2 separate regions of the Homo sapiens genome follow, and region 1 is linked to region 2. A link is an interaction called in ENCODE POLR2A ChIA-PET data of the cell type or tissue named here. Cell type or tissue: B cell. All regions are shown on one strand. Links, peaks and the distances in the headings refer to the core of each region. The heading gives the core; the rest is flanking DNA. Region 1 has its middle 12 kb from the start of TNIP1. Region 2 overlaps CCDC69 (coiled-coil domain containing 69).

The links. Peaks named below come from ENCODE experiments on the same cell type or tissue, not always from the same donor. Only the 100,000 strongest peaks of a DNase experiment are listed, where the experiment ranks them.
Region 1: POLR2A ChIA-PET joins it to region 2 with 11 read pairs; 3 of 35 experiments call an interaction of 5 or more read pairs at or near these places.

Annotation. Positions count from the first base shown.
Region 1 is chr5:151,088,775-151,098,157 of GRCh38, forward strand. No RefSeq gene overlaps it. Among named protein-coding and RNA genes, the nearest start is that of TNIP1, 12 kb to the left of the region's middle. RefSeq lists enhancers at 5,221-5,630, 5,265-6,464. In B cell, for the core only: no CTCF peak of the experiment used is centred there; DNase peaks (open chromatin) are centred at 5,447, 5,837, 6,527, 6,540 and 1 weaker place; H3K4me3 peaks cover 966 bases; H3K27ac peaks cover 4,421 bases.
Region 2 is chr5:151,187,090-151,196,472 of GRCh38, forward strand. It overlaps CCDC69 (coiled-coil domain containing 69), which reads right to left. Exons shown (of 9, transcript NM_015621.3): 5 at 297-370. Among named protein-coding and RNA genes, the nearest start is that of CCDC69, 32 kb to the right of the region's middle. In B cell, for the core only: no CTCF peak of the experiment used is centred there; a DNase peak (open chromatin) is centred at 5,122; H3K4me3 peaks cover 1,136 bases; H3K27ac peaks cover 5,389 bases.

The DNA.
Region 1 (9,383 bases), core at 728-8,727, 98 kb before region 2:
AGTGTTCTCCACAAAGGGAATAGAATATTCAAAGAGAATAGAGAATATATTCTGAGAACAGAAAGAGAAGAGAGAATATATTCCATGAACTGTTCAGTCTGAGTAGACCAAGGGATTTGAGGCAGACTGGGGGAAGTGACAGAGGTAGACCTGGAGAAATAAACAGGTCCAGGTCACAAGGGGCCACATGCAGCCTCTGCAGGAGGAGAGGAGCAATAAGAGGTGGGGGCGGAGAAGGGTCCATTGAATCCCATCCAACTGCATCTGTGCCCTTCAGATCAGGATTACACGGGGATGCTAAATCTCCTAGCCCAATGGCCTCACTTTACAGACAAGGAAGTGGAGGCCAGACAGGGGAAATAAATTTCCAAGTGAGTAAATAGAGGGACTTCCTGACTCCTAGTCCAGTGCTCTTTCCCACACCACACTCAGCCCCTCAGTGGCACTGCCACTTTTCAAGAGCTCGATTGCCACACGTGGCAAGCAGCTACCATGCCAGACTGCACAGATATTTCCATCATCACAGAAAGTGCAGTTGTATGAATGATACTGACCCTTGAGCTAGACCAGGGGCAAAAAGATGATGTTCTCCTGTACATAGACCCTTTTCTCTGCAGGGGGTGAAAATATGTGTAGCTCAGCCCTAATGTTCCTGGATTACAATTTTCCCCCTATATACAATATTTGCACTTTAAAGTCCACTATAATTACATATTCTCTGTAAATTCACAGAGCCTGGCTTAGACCAGTTCCTGCCCATGGAATCTTAGATGGCAAAGGGACCTTGAAGGGCTAAGGACGTTCAAGGAGCTGGAGCGACATGAGCTGGGATTTCCAGTTAGAATACCTGGCTGGCACATCCTATGAAGAGAATGGCTCTGAGCTCTCCCTGCTGAAATGCTGACAGCAATCAGTTTCTCTCACCTCTTCCCCCTTCCAGCCATGCATGGATTCCCTGAAGCTGCCTTCTCTGTTCAGGCCAGGGGATAGACACTGAGGAAGAAGAGGCCCTCAGACTGGGAATCAGTAGAGCTGACTTTGAATCCTGGCTCTGCTGTATGGCCCTAGGCAAGTTTTGGTCCTCAGCTTCCCCTTCTATAATGTAAAATATCAGGCTAGATGACCACTAAGGGACCTCCCATTCTGACATGTTAAGGAAGTCCAAAAGTTCAGAGGAAGGAGAAATCAGGATGAATAAAGGCGGATTGCCATTAGGCGGTTAGGAAATAAAAACACTAATAGCTAATATTTAAGCTTATCATATGCCAGGCACAGTACTCAGTGCTCTTAGATGAATTATTTCATGCATCTCTCTTAAGAACTGTATAAGACTGATATACTATTCTGCAAAAGAAGAAATGAGGCTCCTAGTGGGTTAAGACAACTGCTAATAAATGGCACAAGTAGAGTTCAAATATAAGTAATGTCTCCCGTGAGGATGTGGAGGAGATGAGACCTATACTGGATCTTAAAAGAGGGCAAAATTTGGGTATACACAAGGAAACTGTCACAGGACCACTCTTTTGATACGGAATTATCCAGCCCTACCTCATCCATTTTGACATCTCTGGTCTTGCTGCTGATGTTGTAGGGACAGGACTGAGCCAGTCTCATAAAAGCTATTTGATACTTACTTAGGGAATGAATGAACTTGACTCTGTGAGTTTCCTGGTTCATCAATTCTGTTGAAAGTTCCCCAAGAATAGAAACTCTTCATGCCATTAGGACCTAGCCCAGGATTTGGCAGATTTCTGGACCCCATCATAGAGCTAAGAAATCAGACTCTCTAACGAGGGGATCCCTAAAGGCAGCAGTTTAATTAAACTCCCTGATACTCCCCGATACTCCCCGTAGAGTTTGAGAAGCCAAAACTCTCAGCTGGATCTTCCAAATCCAAAGTGAGAATTATCTGCTCACATATAGGCAGCTAGGTAGAACTCACTGTCAGGAACTCACTGGTAGATACTGAGGATGCGTTTACTTCTCTGAGTCACCCAAGCATCAAATCTATGATTTTTGCAAAGTCCCACTCAAGCCAATGAAGTTACCTGCTTATCTGAACTTTGAAGACAGGCAGTTAGAAGAGGTCATAGAATCATAGTTTTTCAGATGTCTACTGGCTCAACAGCCTACCCAGAACCAGCACATCCTCCCCCAACCATTGGCAAGTGGTCAGCCAAGTTTTGCCACCCTATTTCAATGATGGGGAGCTCACTACCTTACAGGTAGCCCATTGCATTCTCAGTCGGCTCTCATTTAAAGCTCAGATCTGCCTTCTTCTCCTTTGGATGGGTGCCTATCAATGGCTGACAAATTCTTCCAAGGCCCTTCATGATCTAGCTTCTACTTACCATCCCTTCCCGCTCTAACCACCCCTAAGCATTCCTCAAATGTGCCAGCTCCTTTCTGCTTCTTCTTCTTTTTATTTTTTTTTTTTTTGAGACAGAGTCTCACCCTGTCGCCCAGGCTGGAGTGCAATGGTACAATCTCGGCTTACTGCAACCTCCGCCTCCCAGGTTCAAGCAATTCTCCTACCTCAACCTCCTGAGCAGCTGGGATTACAGGTGCGTGCCACAACTCCCAGCTAATGTTTTGTATCTTTAGTAGAGACAGGGTTTCACCATGTTAGCCGGGCTGGTCTTGAACTCCTGAACTCGTGATCCACCCGCCTCGACCTCCCAAAGTGCTGGGGTTACAGGCGTGAGCCACCGTGCCTGGTCTTCCTTTTTGCTTCTTTTGGCTTCCTTGCATATTCCTTGGCCCCTGGCTGCAGCACCTCCCCTCCACTGTGCCTTTCACCTGGCCAATGCCTGCTTATTTTCTCTGTCTCAACTTAAGTGTGCCTCTTCTGGGAAGTTTCCCTGACCTTCCCCACTCCTGCACTCCCCTCCAGACCACAGCAGGCCCCTTGTTCTGCATTTTCAAGCCCTGCCTTTCTCTCTCTCTGCAACTAGTTGTAATAAAATGATTATTGGTGCAGTTAATTTAGCATCTGATGAGAAAAATGGTTTTCAGCCAGGGATGATTTTGGCCCCCACAGGGCAACTGGCAATATCTGAAGACATTTTTCATTGTCACAACTGAGGAGGGAGTATACTACTGACATTTATTGGACAGAAGGCAGGGATGCTGCCAAGCAGCCTACCATGCACAGGACAGATCCCCATAACAAAAAATGACCCAACCCAACACATCAACAGTGTTCTCAACATGTCCATAGAGAAAACTCGTTTTGGAGTATAAGCCCCATGTGGTCAGGGACTATTTCTTCTTTGATTGTCACAATTTCACCAGTGCCTAGCAAACAGCAGGCAATCCATGAATGCTTGTGGAGGGAAGAAGAGAAGGAGAAGGAAGTGGGTCATAGAATGAAATGCTAGAACCCCATCGAGGGGGGTGATGTGTACAGTGTCCCCGACGTTGGGGAGAGTAGAGGACTGGGGATACACATGTAAAGAGAGCTGAGACTGGGCAGACAGACCTCGGGAGCCTTGAACACTGGGCTAAAGAATGTCGCCTCTGGCCGGGCACAGTGAGTCATGCCTGTAATCCCAGCACTTTGGGAGTCCGAGGCAGGCAGATCACAAGGTCAGGAGATCGAGACCATCCTGGCTAACACGGTGAAACCCCATCTCTACTAAAAAATACAAAAAATTAGCCGGGTGCGGTGGCGGGCACCTGTAGTCCCAGCTACTCGGGAGGCTGAGGCAGGAGAATGGCGTGAACCCGGGAGGTGGAGTTTGCAGTGAGCCAAGATCGTGCCACTGCACTCCAGCCTGGGTGACAGAGCAAGACTCCGTCTCAAAAAAAAAAAAAGAAAAAAGAAAAGAATGTCGCCTCCATTCTATAAGCAATGGGGGGGGGGGGCGCATAGGAGTCTTTCCACTAACATTAACAAAATACTTTTGTGGCCAAAAATGTTCTGATCAAACTGGCACTTCAGGAAGAGATCTGGGGACAGTGAGAAATACGTCTTGAGAAAGGGGATTTGACTTGTTAGTGATAGAGGCAGGTGTTAAATCCACAAATATCCCTCCTTATTTTACTGATGCACATGGGGTAACCCTGGTTGCAAACAGCTGTCTGAAGAGCTGGCAGCACCCTTTTTCAGACTGTGAGTAAATGGACAGGCCTCAAACTTTGAGGCCACAGGCATCTGCTTGGTGCCAGGCCAGCCACTATTACTGACTCACCATATGGCCTCATCAGTACTTCCTCTCGCCATCCCTCACCTTCCTCATCTGTAAAAGGGAGTAAATTCTCTTCACCCATTTATAACACTGAGCACAGCTGTGTGCACAAAAGGGCATCCATTAGGATAATTTCATAGAGAATATTATAGACCATGGGTTTGTTAACTTTAGTGTCCTTTGACCAGGGGTTCGCAATCCTGACTGCACATTTAAATCACCTGCAATCCTGACTGCACATTTAAATCACCTGGGGATCTTTCTAAACACGCGGACCCTCCAGGCCCCACCCCAGATTAATTAAACCAGAATCTCCGGGGGTGTGGCCTGGGCATGGGTATTGATAAAGCTCCCCCAGGTGATTTTGAGATGCAAAGTTGTGACCACTGACCTAGAAGCTGCTTTTTTTTTTTTTTGAGACAAATCTGCCCTTTTAACAGCTGGTTCTGATTCAGGTGATCCCAGGAACTTACTGTCGTTGAGTCACTGTGGTCTCCCAACTTGTTCCTTCTTTTTGTATCAGGAAGGTGACTTCTCAATACCAGGATAGGGACAACAAATTTCAGAATGTAGAGAGAATCCCTCTTTCGGGGAGTCACAGAACAGTATGTATGATGGGTGTGAAAGGAAAAGTTAAAACGCAAGCTAAGCCACTAAGTGGAGAGGAGGTATGTGTCATTCTATCAGCATTTGAAAAATGGGATTCAGGGAGGCCTTTTGCAAAATTGTGCTTTCCAAGGAAACTAATACAGGGTGGCATGTTGCAAGATTCTTGTCAAAGGAAGGGGATCCAAGTACAGATGTTGCAACACTGTGCTGCCAAAGGAAGTGGAAGCAAAGGAAGTGGCTTCTTAGTCTATCAGATCTGGAACAAAGCTTAGAGATTATCTTGACCAATCTTCTCACTGGATAGAAGGGGAAACTAAGGTTCAGAGAAGGGAAGGCTTGTGCCCAGGGGCAGCCAGGGAGTTACTGATGAGTTCAAATTGCAATCCAGGCTTCCTATCCACCACCTACCTGCTGCCCTTTCCTCTTCTCCCTGAATATCTATCCCCTCACTGTTTTGCTCTGGGTCCCTAGCCCAGCCTCCACATCCCCACCCTCTGGACAGTGCCCAAGGTCAAAGGATGAGCCTAAATCTGTGTGCCAGGATCTAAACCCACCAGATGACAGGGGCGAAAGCCAGCGGTGGCAGTGGCAAGCCGGAGAGGAAGGAGCAGTGTCTGATGATGTGGCCTGACCTCAGAAAGGAAACCTGGTTGGTCACCAGGGGGAATTTCCCCGGGTGAGGTCTCACGTCTATGCAAATATTGCACTGCAATTAACCTGGACCCTGGGATGGGAGAGAGAAAAGAGGAGAGGACACTGGGAAAGACAGAAGGGCAGGTAATAGGACCTGAACATTCCCAGGGTACCAGGCACTGTGCTAGGCTCCTCATGAAATTAATCTCATTTTGCCTCTAAAGTATCCTCCAATGTAGGAAAATTGAGTCTGAGGCCCAGTGAGAGGGTGCGTTGCCCAAGCAAAATCAGCACATTCCTACCCCAACGGGATACCAGGCCTCAGGGAGAAGTGATGATGGTGACGATAGATTTGGCGCTGCGGCTGCTGACAAAGGTGACAGTAATGAGGCTTGAGTCCGGGACTCTAGCAAGGTTTCATTTTAGGTTTCCATCTCACTCAACCAGGGGAGTTTTATCCTGGGAACGGCCAAAGGCAGCAGGAAGGTAGTGACCCTGACTCACCTTGGGCAAATCCCAGCACTCTGGTTTTTCAAAGCCCTGTGGGGGCAAGGGATGTGGTAGCTGGCACAGTTAACCCCTTCACCACCAGTTTCTAGAATGCTCCTGGAAAAGTGAACAGAATGGGATCCATACTTTTGAAGGAGAATCAATTTTTCTCTGCTACCTCTTTAAATTTCACTCGCTGTGCGCCTCACCGTATCCAGAAAGCCTTCCCCGGGGACTTCACTCGTTTTCCAAGGCTTGATCTCATTTACTGCCTGGTTCTCCAAGGAGCTAGTCTTGTCTCCCAGAATAGGATGCCAAGTAGGATCAGAGTTCAAGTCAGGGCTGTTGGGCTCGAAGTCTGCCCTCCACACAGCCTGGTTGGTTGTCCTCCTCTGATGGGCTTACACAACAACAAGCAGACTCCTGATTTCTGGAGGTGTGTGGGGCACACTAAGGCTATGCACTAAGAAAAGTGTGAGTGTGCACATGCCCCAGTGTGTGTGAAGAACAAGTTAGGATACATATGCGAGGTGTTTCCCACGTGCACAGCAACACACACACACACACACACACACACATAATGTCTGTATTTTTGGTTGTTATCAGCAAACTAAAAAAAAATTATTTTCTCTGTATGGTCAACAATGTGTGTCTCTGTATGTGTTACCAGCAGAATACCTTACACTCCTTTGTATTACCAGCAATGTGTTTCTCATTCTACTGTGTGCTCTGTGGGTATGGCTGGCAGTGACTGTAATTCTGTGTGACAAGCAGTATTTACGGGCCTTGAGTGGATAGCAGGCACATGGGAAAGTGGGGGAAGGAAATGTCAGTTCCCCACCCTCCCTACTTTCCTTTCAGGCCCTCCCAGGTCAAGGTCCATGGCCTTCAAGACGGCCAGGGAGGGGTTCTGCCTGCAGCTGGCAGCACAACAGGCAGATGGTGGTAGTTGGGAGGAAGGGGTGGGGCCATCCCACAGAAGGAAATGCATGTTCTGGAAATTTTAACAGCTGGGCCTGTTTGTGTGGTGGGGGGACATTCCCAGACAGCTCTTGTTTAGGGTTTTGTCAGTCCTTACCTAGCTGAGAGGAGGGCAGTGGGACAGCCTACATCAGGGACCTCTGTCCTCATGTCCTTCTCTGAGTTCTTAGGGAATGGAACTTGGCTTCACATCTGCTTCCTCCCCGCTCACTCCCCATGGCACTTTAGGGCCCTTTTCCCTGTTTTCTCGCTCCCCAGTGTCCTTCTCTTTTCTCCATCTCTGCATCCTCTGTGCTGGCTTGTGTCCTCATCCCCCCGACACCTAGGGACCCCAGCTGCTGGTCCTGTCTCCTCCATGCTGGTCCCTGGGGATATCTTTTCTAAAGGACATCTCTAATCATATAATCTCCCTCCCTAGCACATTCAGGGGCTAGCCAGTGCCTGGAGGATAAAGTCCATACTCTTCAGCCTGGACTCAGTGACCTTCCCAGAGGGCGTCCTCGCACAGCGGGTGACGGGCCCCAGCACTCCCACACACCTCTCCTTTCCCAGCTCTGCGCCTTTGCTTCAGCCATTGCCTCTGCCTGGACACCCCTCCCTCCTTCAGTAGTTTCTAATGTAAGAGCTTCTCTAACCATCTGCTGAGGTGCTCTCAAGTGTCCCGTTCTCCAAGGAGCCTTTGTTAGTCCTCCCTGTGGTTAATTCATCGCTTCTGCACTCAGTGTCCCTTGCTTGGTTGAGATTTTTCTTTTTCTTTCTTTTTTTGTTTTAAGACAGTTTTGCTCTTGTCAATCAGGCTGCAGTGCAGTGGTGTGATCTTGGCTCACCGTAACCACCGCCTCCTGGGTTCAAGTGATTCTCCTGCCTCGGCATCCCAAGTAGCTGTGATTACAGGTGCCCGCCACCGCAACTCGGCTAAATTTTTTTTTTGTATTTTTAGTAGAGATGGGGTTTCACCATGTTGGCCAGGCGGGTCTTGAACTCTTGACCTCAGGTGATCCACCCACCTCGGCCTCCCAAAGTGCTGGGATTATAGGTGTAGCCACTGAGCCTGGTCTGGTTGAGATTTTTCTAATAATCTTTCCCCACTTAGCTCTCTGTGTAGCAGGCATAGTGTAGAGCATCAGACTCCCCCCTCTGACCCTGATTACTCTTCTCTAAAATAGAATCCTGCCTATTATTGATAATAAAGAGCTGATATACTGAGTCCTTCGTATGTTCTAGACAGTGTGCTCAGAAATAAACATGCATTGCCAGTACAGACAGGTCAAGTTACTTATTTACTTCTACTAATAGTGGTGGATGGGATTTGAACCCAGGCCTGCCTGCCTCCACAGACTTAACCACTGAGCAGAGGGCTCAGTTATGTAACTACAATTTCCCACTTGCCTCACTCCAACCCTAAAGTGGGGAAATCTGTAGGAAACCCAGGTTCTGGTGGGGAATGAAGAGGCATGTTAGAGCGCTGTTTTACCGCTTCTGGGTTCCGAAATTCAGGTTGGGCAACCCGACCCTTCTCCCTCCCATGCTCAGCTCAGTCTGGCTTCCTCATCAATAGGTAAAGGAGGAAGTGTCAGCAGAGAGAGCAGAGCCTGGAATCAGGACAGCTGCGTTCTAGCCTCAGATCTGGCACTTACTAATACAATGGTCACAATCCTGTCTCTGGGCCTCAGTTACCAAACCTGTGAAACGAGAGGGTTGGTTGGGGCCATCTCTAAGACCATTTCCAGTGAGTCAATCCATGATGTACTGTCTATGTCTTCAGGCAGTATGTTTCACCACTTGGAGCCCAAGTTTCCTCATTGGTAAAAAGAGGGTGATCACCCCTATAATACTGCAAAGGAAGTAACGGCCATGGAGGCAAAGCTTCTCAAGTGGGATTATTCTGGTGGCGACTTATTGCTTGCAGCTGTGCTGGGGCACCATGAATATAGGGGGATTTCTTTTTTTTTTTTGAGACACAGTGTCCCTTGGTAGTCCAGGCTGGAGTGCAATGTCACGATCATGGCTCACTGCAACCTCCGCAACCTGGGCTCAAGCGATCCTCCCACCTCAGCCTCTCGAGACTGCAGGCATACACCACTACCTCCAGCATTTTTTTTTCCTATTTTTTGTAGAGACGGGGTTTTGCTACACACAGGCTGGTCTTGAACTGGGCTCAAGCGATCTGCCCACTTTGGCCTCCCAAAGTGCTGGGGTTACAGGCACGGGCCACGGCACCTGGCCATAGGGAAACTTTAAACAGCCAGCGGTTCCCACACCACCGCCACGGGCAGGAGGTTGAGTGGCAATTCCTAAATAGCTGCTCTCTGCTCAGGTTAAAAGGGCACCCCCCCTCCCAATGGGCAACTTCCTTCGGGTATTTCCTAGTGGCCCCAAAGACCAAGATTGGCCCATCCCAGTTCAGAGCTTGTAACAGTTTGCCCTAAAGGGAAAATGCAAGGCTCAAGGCAGGAGGGGGAGCAGTGAGGAGCTAGAGAG
Region 2 (9,383 bases), core at 659-8,658:
AGGTCCCTGTGCATCCACCCATGAATCTAATCACACTGTGGCACTTGGCCCATGCCTCTCCAAGATCTCCCCAGCAGTCCCTGGAAAAATAGGCCCAACTCAATTTCACACTCAGTCCTCTTGAGCTAATAGCCTGGTTACTACATCAAGGGGCCTGGATACACAGAAGGCAATCACCTCAGCCCCTCACTCCTAGGCACACGTAATCAGTTTTGGCTGCCTTGGGGCTCCATGCTGCTTTCCCATTGGTCCTCACTTACCCTTATCCAAGACTGACACGACCCAGCCCCTCTCACCTGCTGGGTAGAACTGGCCTCCCGGAAAGAGTGGGTAAGCGCTTCTTTCTCCTGTTCATATGAGGCCCGGAGGACTGTAGGGAAAGGAGAACTCCATAAGCTCAAGACACTTCTCCCCAAAGCCTTCTGCAGGCCCCTTGGTGGCCAGGAAGGTCCAGATATTTAACTGGGGCCCATAGAGGCCAGGAGTCTAGGAACGGTCTTATTCATCCTTCTGTCTCCTAGGCTTGCTTGGGGGCTGTGCCAGAAATGTACTAGGTATTTAATAAAACCTCAAGGAAATTGAAATAAACTATAGCCTGGGAGGAACGCTACCAGATTGCGGGTGCCATCCACACCTCACTAAAGCTAAGATCCAAAGATCTTGCAGGAAGCATGTTCACCTAAGACCACCTCGGGCCACGGAAAATGCATAGGACAATGCTTTGTAAACTGGATTAGCGAAATCACAAAATCATTAAATCCTTAGTTGTCAAACTAAAGCACAAAACTGCAGTAAGTACATTGGATTTGTGGCTAGGAAATCCACCTGGTCCTGGCTCTGCCTTTCCGAAACTGAGAGACCTTGAGAAGATCATATCAGACATCTAAAAGTCCAGTTACCTCAACTGTGAAATGGGATCAATAAACTGGATCTGATTGTCTCAAAGGGGTCATTTGAGGATCACATGAGAAGGACGTGCAAGGGCTTCACAGACAGGGCGGTGCTGTACACAGCTGAAATTATCGTCATTCCCCAAATCAATACAGTTGTATGTATCATCCCATCTCCTTCATAAAGTTCCTTTTGGAAAATTCCAACCTTGTCTCAGCTGAAAAAAGACAATGGGCAACTGACAATCAACGGGCAGAATGGGAAATAGAACAGAGGAGACAGGAAAGTATAATACAGCCAAAGAGCCAGGTATCTGGCAGTGATGAAAAAAATAATGTTCAAGGCCGGGCACGGTGGCTCATGCCTATTATCCCAGCACTTTGGGAGGCTGAGGTGGAAGGATCACTTGAGGCCAGGAGTTTGAGACCAGCCTGGCCGACATGGCAAAACTCTGTCTCTACTAAAAATACAAAAATTAGCTTGGCATGGTGGTGCAAGCCTGTAGTCCCAGCTACTCAGGATGCTGAGGCAGGAGAATGGCTTCAACCCGGGAGGCAGAAGTTGCAGTGAGCTGAGATCACGCCACTGCACTCCAGCCTGGGCAACAGAGACTCTGTCTCCAAAAAAAAAAGAAGAAAAAAATAATGTTCAGTAATATAACTGTGGTAGAGTAGTAAAAAATTTATAAGAATTTATCAATATATAATATTTATAAATATATAATATCAATTTATCATATAAAAATTACAGCCTTAACTTTTTAAAATTATTGGCCTAATTTGTTAATTTGCCTATCAAGACAGGTTCTGGTTTCAGGTAAGATGAAGGAAGCACACTCCATCCAGTTTTTCCTACTGAATGTAGCTATAAAACCTGGACAGAATGAATTCTGCAGTTATTTGCAGACTGAAAAGTAAATGGTAGCAGCAGACTGAGCAAGAAGACCAGAATTTGAAGTACCACTGACCCAACAGATTTAGACAAACCCAGAATCTCACGTATTTAGATATTTTAAATGTCCAGGATACAACCCCAAATTTCTCAGCATACAATACAAAATCACTCAGCCTAAAAAGAAGCAGAAGAAAAACTCCCTTGAGGAAAGATATTCAACAGATGCCTAAACTGAGATCCTATAGATGTAGGAATTATTAACAGAGTTTTTATGGTAATCAATGTAAAAAGACTCCAAGAAGTATGGGTGTTCTGTCACTGACGGCAAGAAGGAAAAAGAGAAAAGGAAAGTAAGAGTGAATATACTTTTAGGAATAATAGAAAAATAGAAAGTCTTAGCAAATAAATAGAGTTATTAAGAAGAACCAAAAGGAAATTTTAGAACTAAAAAGTATAATAAGTGAAATAAAAACTCACTAGGTGAAATCAATAGCAGAATGGAGATGAGATGATAAGAAAGAGCCAGTGAACTTCAAGATAGATCAATAGAAATTATCTGATCTGGACAATAGAGGAGAAAAAAAGATTAGAAAAAAAAATGAACGGAGCTTCAGAGACCTGTAAGATAATGCCCAAATAGCTAACATTACTATCATCACAGTCAAAGAATTAGAGGAAAAAGGGTGCAGTGCAAAAAAAAAAAATTGAAGAAAGAATGATTGAATATTCCACAAACTTGCCAAAACATAAACCTACAGATTAAAGAAGATCACTGAACTCCAAAGTAAGCCCAAAGAAATCCACACCCAGACAACATCATTTCCAAAAGCTAATGACACAGAAAAGGTGTAGAATGGAACCAGATAAAAATGGTACACTACATATAGGGAACAACAGCTTGAATAACTGTGTGTTTCTCATTAGAAACCTTAGAGACCAGAAGAAAAAAATTTAAAAACTGCTGGAAAATGTTGATGTTCATAATGTTGGGTTGAGGTCTACCATTTTAGGATGTGTTTTCTGTTTGTTCTCGCTGATCTTTATCCTCTGTTTTCTCTTTCCTGCTTTCTTTTGGAGTACAAAACCATAACAAAAAGCCCAGAATCCCATATGCAGTGAAAATATCCTTCAGGAAAGAAGATTAAATCGAGACATTCTCAGATGAAGGACACTTAGAATTCATCACCAGCAAACCTGCTCTAAAAGAATTGCTAAAGGAAATTCTTCAAATGAAACCAGAGGGAAACTTGAAACTTGAAACTTCAAGAATGTAGGAAGAGTAACAGAACTGGTAAAGACCTAAGTAAATACAATAGACTGTTCTTCCCTTGAGCTCTTTAAAATATGATTGATGATTAAATGCAAAAATTATAACCTTGTCTGATGGGGCATTAGATGTATGTAGATGTAATACATGAGATAAATGTAACAAAAATGGGAGAGAACAGAGGAACCTACATGACGGTAAGCTTTTTACATTCCATTAGATGTGGTAAAATAGCAATTTCAGGCCGGGCGTGGTGGCTCACACTTGTAATCCCTGCATTTTGGGAGGCCAAGGTGGGTGGATCATCTGAGGTCAGGAGTTCCAGACCAGACTGGCCAACATGGTGAAACCCGGTCTCTACCCAAAATACAAAAATTGGCTGGGCCTGGTGGTGGGTGCCTGTAATTTCAGCTACTTGGGAGGCTGAGGTAGGAGAATCGCTTGAACCCAGGAGGCAGAGTTTGCAATGAGCCCAGCTCATGCCATTGCACTCCAGCCTGGGTGACAGAGCAAGACTCTGTCTCAAAAAAAAAAAAAAAAAAAAGGAACTCTAAGTAGATTGTTAAGTATATTGTAATTCTTAGAGTAACCATTAAAAAAAATACAGAGATACAGTAAGAAAGACAATAAATAAGTTAAAATGGAACACTAAAAAATGTTCAAATACTCAAAAAAAAAGCAGGAAAGGGAAAACAGAGGATAAAGATCAGCGAGAACAAACAGAAAACACATCCTAAAATGGTAGACTTCAACCCAACATTATGAACATCAACATTATCAATAACAACAGTAAATTAAATGGCTTAAACATACCAAATAAAACACAGAGTATGTCAGAATGGGTTTTTAAAAACCCACCTGATGGGATCATTCATACCCCAAACCTCAGCATCATGTACTATACCCGTGTAACAAACCTGCATGTGTGTCCTGAATCTAAAATTAAAGTTGAAATTAAAAAAAAAAACCACCCACCAACTAACTACGTGCTATTTACAAGAAACCCACTGTAAATAGATGTTATAGGTAGGTAATAAGTAAAAGGGTGGAAAAAGAAACACTAATCAAAAGAAAGTCATAGTAGCTATATGATTTGCAGATAAAGAACTGAAAGGAGACATAGACAAATATGCATTATAATTGGAGACTTCAACACTCCTCAGCATTCCACATAAAACAGCCTGAAAATCAGCAAGAATATAGAACTGAATACTAACATTAACCAAACTTTATCTAATTGATTTATATCTAAAATACTCAACCCAACAATAGCAGAATACACATTCCTTTCAAGTATACATGAAACAAGATCGACCATACCCTGAGTCATGAAACAAACCTTAACAAACTATAAAAGCAGCAAAATACAAACTATGTTCTCTGACTGTAATGCAATCAAACTGGAAATCAAATAACAGAAAGAGAACCAGAAAATCTCCCAACACTTGGAAATGCACTTCCACATATTCAATGCCAGAGAGGAAGTCTCAAGGAAAATAAGACTGAAAATATTTTGAACTCAACAAAATGAAAATAAAACCATCAATATGTAGGATGCAGGTAAAGCAGAGTTTAGGAGAAAATTTATAGCTTAAATGTTTATATTAGAAAAGGAGAAAGGTCTCAAATCAATATTCTAAGCTGAAGAAATCAGGAAAAGGTATCAGGCCCAGTGACTCACACCTGTAATCCCAGCACTTTGAGAGGCGGAGTCAGGAGGACTGCTGAGACCAGGAATTTGAGACCAGCCTGGGTAACATAGAGAGACCTGCCTCTGTTAAAAATTTAAAAATTAGCTGGCTAGGTGTGGTGGGGTACCTATAGTCTCAACTACTCAGGAGGCTGAGGTGGGAAGATTGCTTGATTCCAGGAGTTTGAGGCTGCCCTGAGCTATGATCATGACACTGTACTCCAGCCTGGGAGACAGAGCAAAACCCTGTCTCAGGAAAAAAAAAAAAAAAAAAAGAATGAAAAGAAATAAAAAAAAAAAAAAGCTAACCAAATATAAAGCAAGCACACAGAAGGAAGGAAATGAAAATAACAGAAACCAGTGAGATGGAAAATGGTAAAATAAGGGGGGTGGGTGGGGAAATCAATGAAACCAAAAGCTGGTTCTTTGAAATAATTAATAAAATTGATAACCTCAAGCAAGACTGACAAAGAAAAGAGAGAACATACACATGACCAATATCAGGAATGAAATATCACTACAGACACAGCAGATATATGAAATGATATTAAGGAAATATGCTGAACAATCCTATGCACCTAGATTCAACAACTTAGATGAATGTAACAATTCTTCAAAAAAAAAAAATGACCAAAACTCACCCAAGGTGAAGTATATAACCTGAAATTCCTTTAAATATTAAAAAGAAATTGAATTTGTTGTTAAACACTTTGAAAGACATGCCCAAGCACAGATTATTTCATTGAAAAATTCGATTAAACATTTAAAAACGATATAACACCAATTCTATATAATCTCTCCCAGAAAGAGAAGATGAGGGGACATTACTACATGGGGCAAGCTTTATCCTGATACTAAAACCAGATAGTGTAAGAAAACTACAGGCCAATATTCCTCATGAACATAGACACAAACATTCTCAGTAAAACATTAGAGGATCAAATTCAGCAATACATAAAAAGAGTAATATAACACAACCAAGTGGAGCTTATGCCAGGAATGCAAGGCTAGTTCAATGCAGTCAGCCTTCTGTATTTGCAGGTTTCCCATCCTCAGATTCAACCAAGTGTGGATAAAAAAAATTTGAAAAAATAAAAATAAAAAATACCAAACAACAATAAAAGATAATACAAATAAAAATACAGTCTAACAACTATTCACCTTACTTTTACATTGTATTAGGTATTATAAGGAATCTAGAGATGATTTAAAATGTATGGAAGGATGTACATAGGTTATATGCAAATAATACGCCATTTTATATAAGTGACTGGAGCATTTGCAGATTTTGGTATCCAAAGTGGGTCCGAGAATCAATTCCCCATGGATACCTAGGGATAACTATATTTGAAAACTCAAACAAATGTAATCCACTATATTAACCATCTAAAGAAAAACCAGGCCAGATGCGGTGGCTCACACCTGCAATCCCAGCACTTTGGGAGGGAAAGGCCAGTGGTTCATTTGAGTTTGAGACCAGGCTGGGCAACATGGCAAAAACTCATTTCTACAAAAAAAAAAAAAAAAAAAAAAAAATTAGCTAGGCATGGTGATGTGCACTATAGTCCCAACTACTTGGGAGGCTGTAGTGGGAGGATCACCTGAGCCCCAGAGGTGGAGGCTGCAGTGAACCAAGATAGCACCACTGCACTCCAGCCTGGGCATCAGAGTGACATCCTGTTGGAAAGAAAAGAAAAGAAAAAAGAAGACAGGAGAGGAGAGGAGAGGGAAAAAAGAGGAAGAAAGAAGAAAGAGAGAGAGAAAGAAAGACCACATGATTATATGGATCTTAGATCTAAATATAAAACCATAAGGCTTTGGAAGAAAACATTGAAGAAAATCTTTGTTACCTGGGGTTTAGCAAAGAGTTCACAGACATGACATAAGAAGTATAATCAAAGAAAAAAATAAATTGGACTTTATCAAAATTAAAAGCTTGGCTTTGTGAAAGACATTATTAACAGAATGAAAAAAATCACCCCACTGGCTAGGAGAAAATATGTGCAAATACAAAGAACTCTTGTCCAAAATATATAAAGATATCTCAAAACTCCACAGTAAGGACAAGCAAGTTAATTTAAATGGGAAAAAGACCTGAACACACATTTGACCAAAGAGGATATGTAGACAGCAAATAAGCACATGAGTTGTTATTGAAATGTAAATTAAACCTATGGTGAAGATTACTGCACACCTATTAGAACAGCTAAAATAAAAAACCAGTGACAGCAAGTATTGGCATGAAGTAGCAACGGTATAACTCATACATCACAGATGGTGATATAAAATAGTGGTCACTCTGGAAGACAGTTTAGCTGTTTCTCATAAAGCTAAACATACATTTATCATATGACCTATCCCACTCCTGTGTATTCACCCAAGATAAATGAAAACCTATGTCCACACAAAGCCTGCACATGAATGTTAGAACAGCTCTATTCATAATTGCCTCAAATGTCCTGCAACAGTGAATGAGTAAACAATGGAATATAACTCCACAATGAAAATGTATGAATTATTGAGATATGCAACAATTGGAATGAATGTCAAAGGCATCGTGATGCATGAAGGAAGCCAATATAAAAAATCATATTGTATTATTTCATTTATGTAATAGCCTAGAAAAGACAAAGCTACAGAGATGGAGAACAGATCAGTAATTGCCAGGGGTTAGGGTGGGAGAAGGATGTGAATACAAGGGTATTTTGAGACGGCTTTTTGGGAGTGATAAAACTGTTGTGTATCCTGATTGTGGCGATGGTTACAAGAATCTATACATGCGGCAGGGCGCGGTGGCTTACACCTGTAATCCCAGTACTTTGGGAGGCCAAGGCGGGTGGATCACGAGGTCAGGAGTTGAAGACCAGCCTGACCAAGATGGTGAAACACTGTCTCTACTAAAAATACAAAAATTAGCTGGGCATAGTGGCACGTGCCTGTAATCCCAGTTACTCGGGAGGCTCAGGCAAAGAATTGCTTGAACCCGGGAGGCGGAGGTTGCAGTGAGCCGAGATCACGCCACTGCACTCCAGCCTGGGTGACAGGGCGAGCCTCCATCTCAAAAAAAAAAAAAAAAAAAAGAATCTATACATGCATTAGAATTTATGAAAATGCACATCCCCTCAAAAAGAGTCAATTTTACTATATGATAATTTAAAAAATAAAAAAAAGACAGCAAAGGGTCATCGAATGTGGAAAATCACCACTAGTCTCTCCTGGTTATCTGTGTACCTCTCCCCATACATATAAAATGTCATATATTTCCACCATCCTGTGCTTTCATTCATTCATTATAGACTTATGTAGCACTTAGTATGTGCCAAACAATTTAAAAATAACTATAGAAGAATTCTGACTAATGGGAAAAACTCAAGACAGGCAATCTCTTCTCCCCTGGGTGTTACAGTAGGAAATTCTTCTTATTAATATATTTGTAACGCTAAAAATAATATCAAAGCAATGCTTGGAGAATAAAGTTGTTTTCCCATAAAGTCTTGTGAGGTACAGAAGGTAGATTTTAGAGATAGAGAAACTGAACCAAGATTCAAGGAGGTTGAGTGATAGCCCCAGTTCAACAGGGTATGGTATTATTAAAACACAATTCTTCGGCTGGGCGAGGTGGCTCACGCCTGTAATCTCAGCACTTTAGGAGGCCGAGGCAGGCGGATTATGAGGTCAGGAATTCGGGACCAGCCTGGCCAACATGGTGAAACCCTGTCTCTACTAAAAATACAAAAATTAGCCAGGCGTGGTTGCAGGTGCCTGTAATCCCAGCTACTCGGGAGGCTGAGGCAGAAGAATCACTTGAACCCGGGAGGCGGAGGTTACAGTGAACCGAGATCATGCCACTGCACTCCAGCCTGGGGGACAGAGTGAGACTCCATCTCAAAAAAAAAAAAAAAAAAAAACACGCACACTCACACCCACACACACACCCACACACACCCACACCCACAAAACCACAATTCTTCAATTTCCAGGCAAGGACTTTAATTCCATTTCACAATGTTTGCAATAATGTGTGCTAATGTTGCAATATGTTTCAAGATTCTTAAAATCATTCAGACCTCTGTTCTAGTTATTCCATCTGGGTAAATCTAAGGACATAATGTGAAATACCGGCAACATTATGCAAAAGCTGTTTTGAGATCTAGAGGTCTAGACTCACAAGAAATAAGGAAAGCCATGTACTTTACGGTCTTGCCTTTATAAACATTTTAGTAGCAGCATAATTACTTGGAAACATATTTGATACAATGTTAAATGAAAAGAACAGGATATACACTTTTACGTACAAAATAATCACAACCATGTGTTTTGTTGTTTTGTTTTGTTTTTTAGATGGAGTCTTGCTCTGTCACCCAGGCTGGAGTACAGTGGTGAGATCTTGGCTCACTGCAACCTCTGCCTCCCGGGTTCAAGCAATTCTCCTGCCTCAGCCTCCTCAGTATCCTGAGTAGCTGGGATTATAGGTGCACACCACCACACCAGACTAATTTTATTTTTTAGTAGAGACGGGGTTTCATCATGTTGGCCAGGCTGGTCTCGAACTCCTGACCTTGTGATACACCCGCCTCGGCCTCCCAAAGTGCTGGTATTACAGGTGTGAGCCACTGCACCCAGCCACAGCCATGTTTTAAG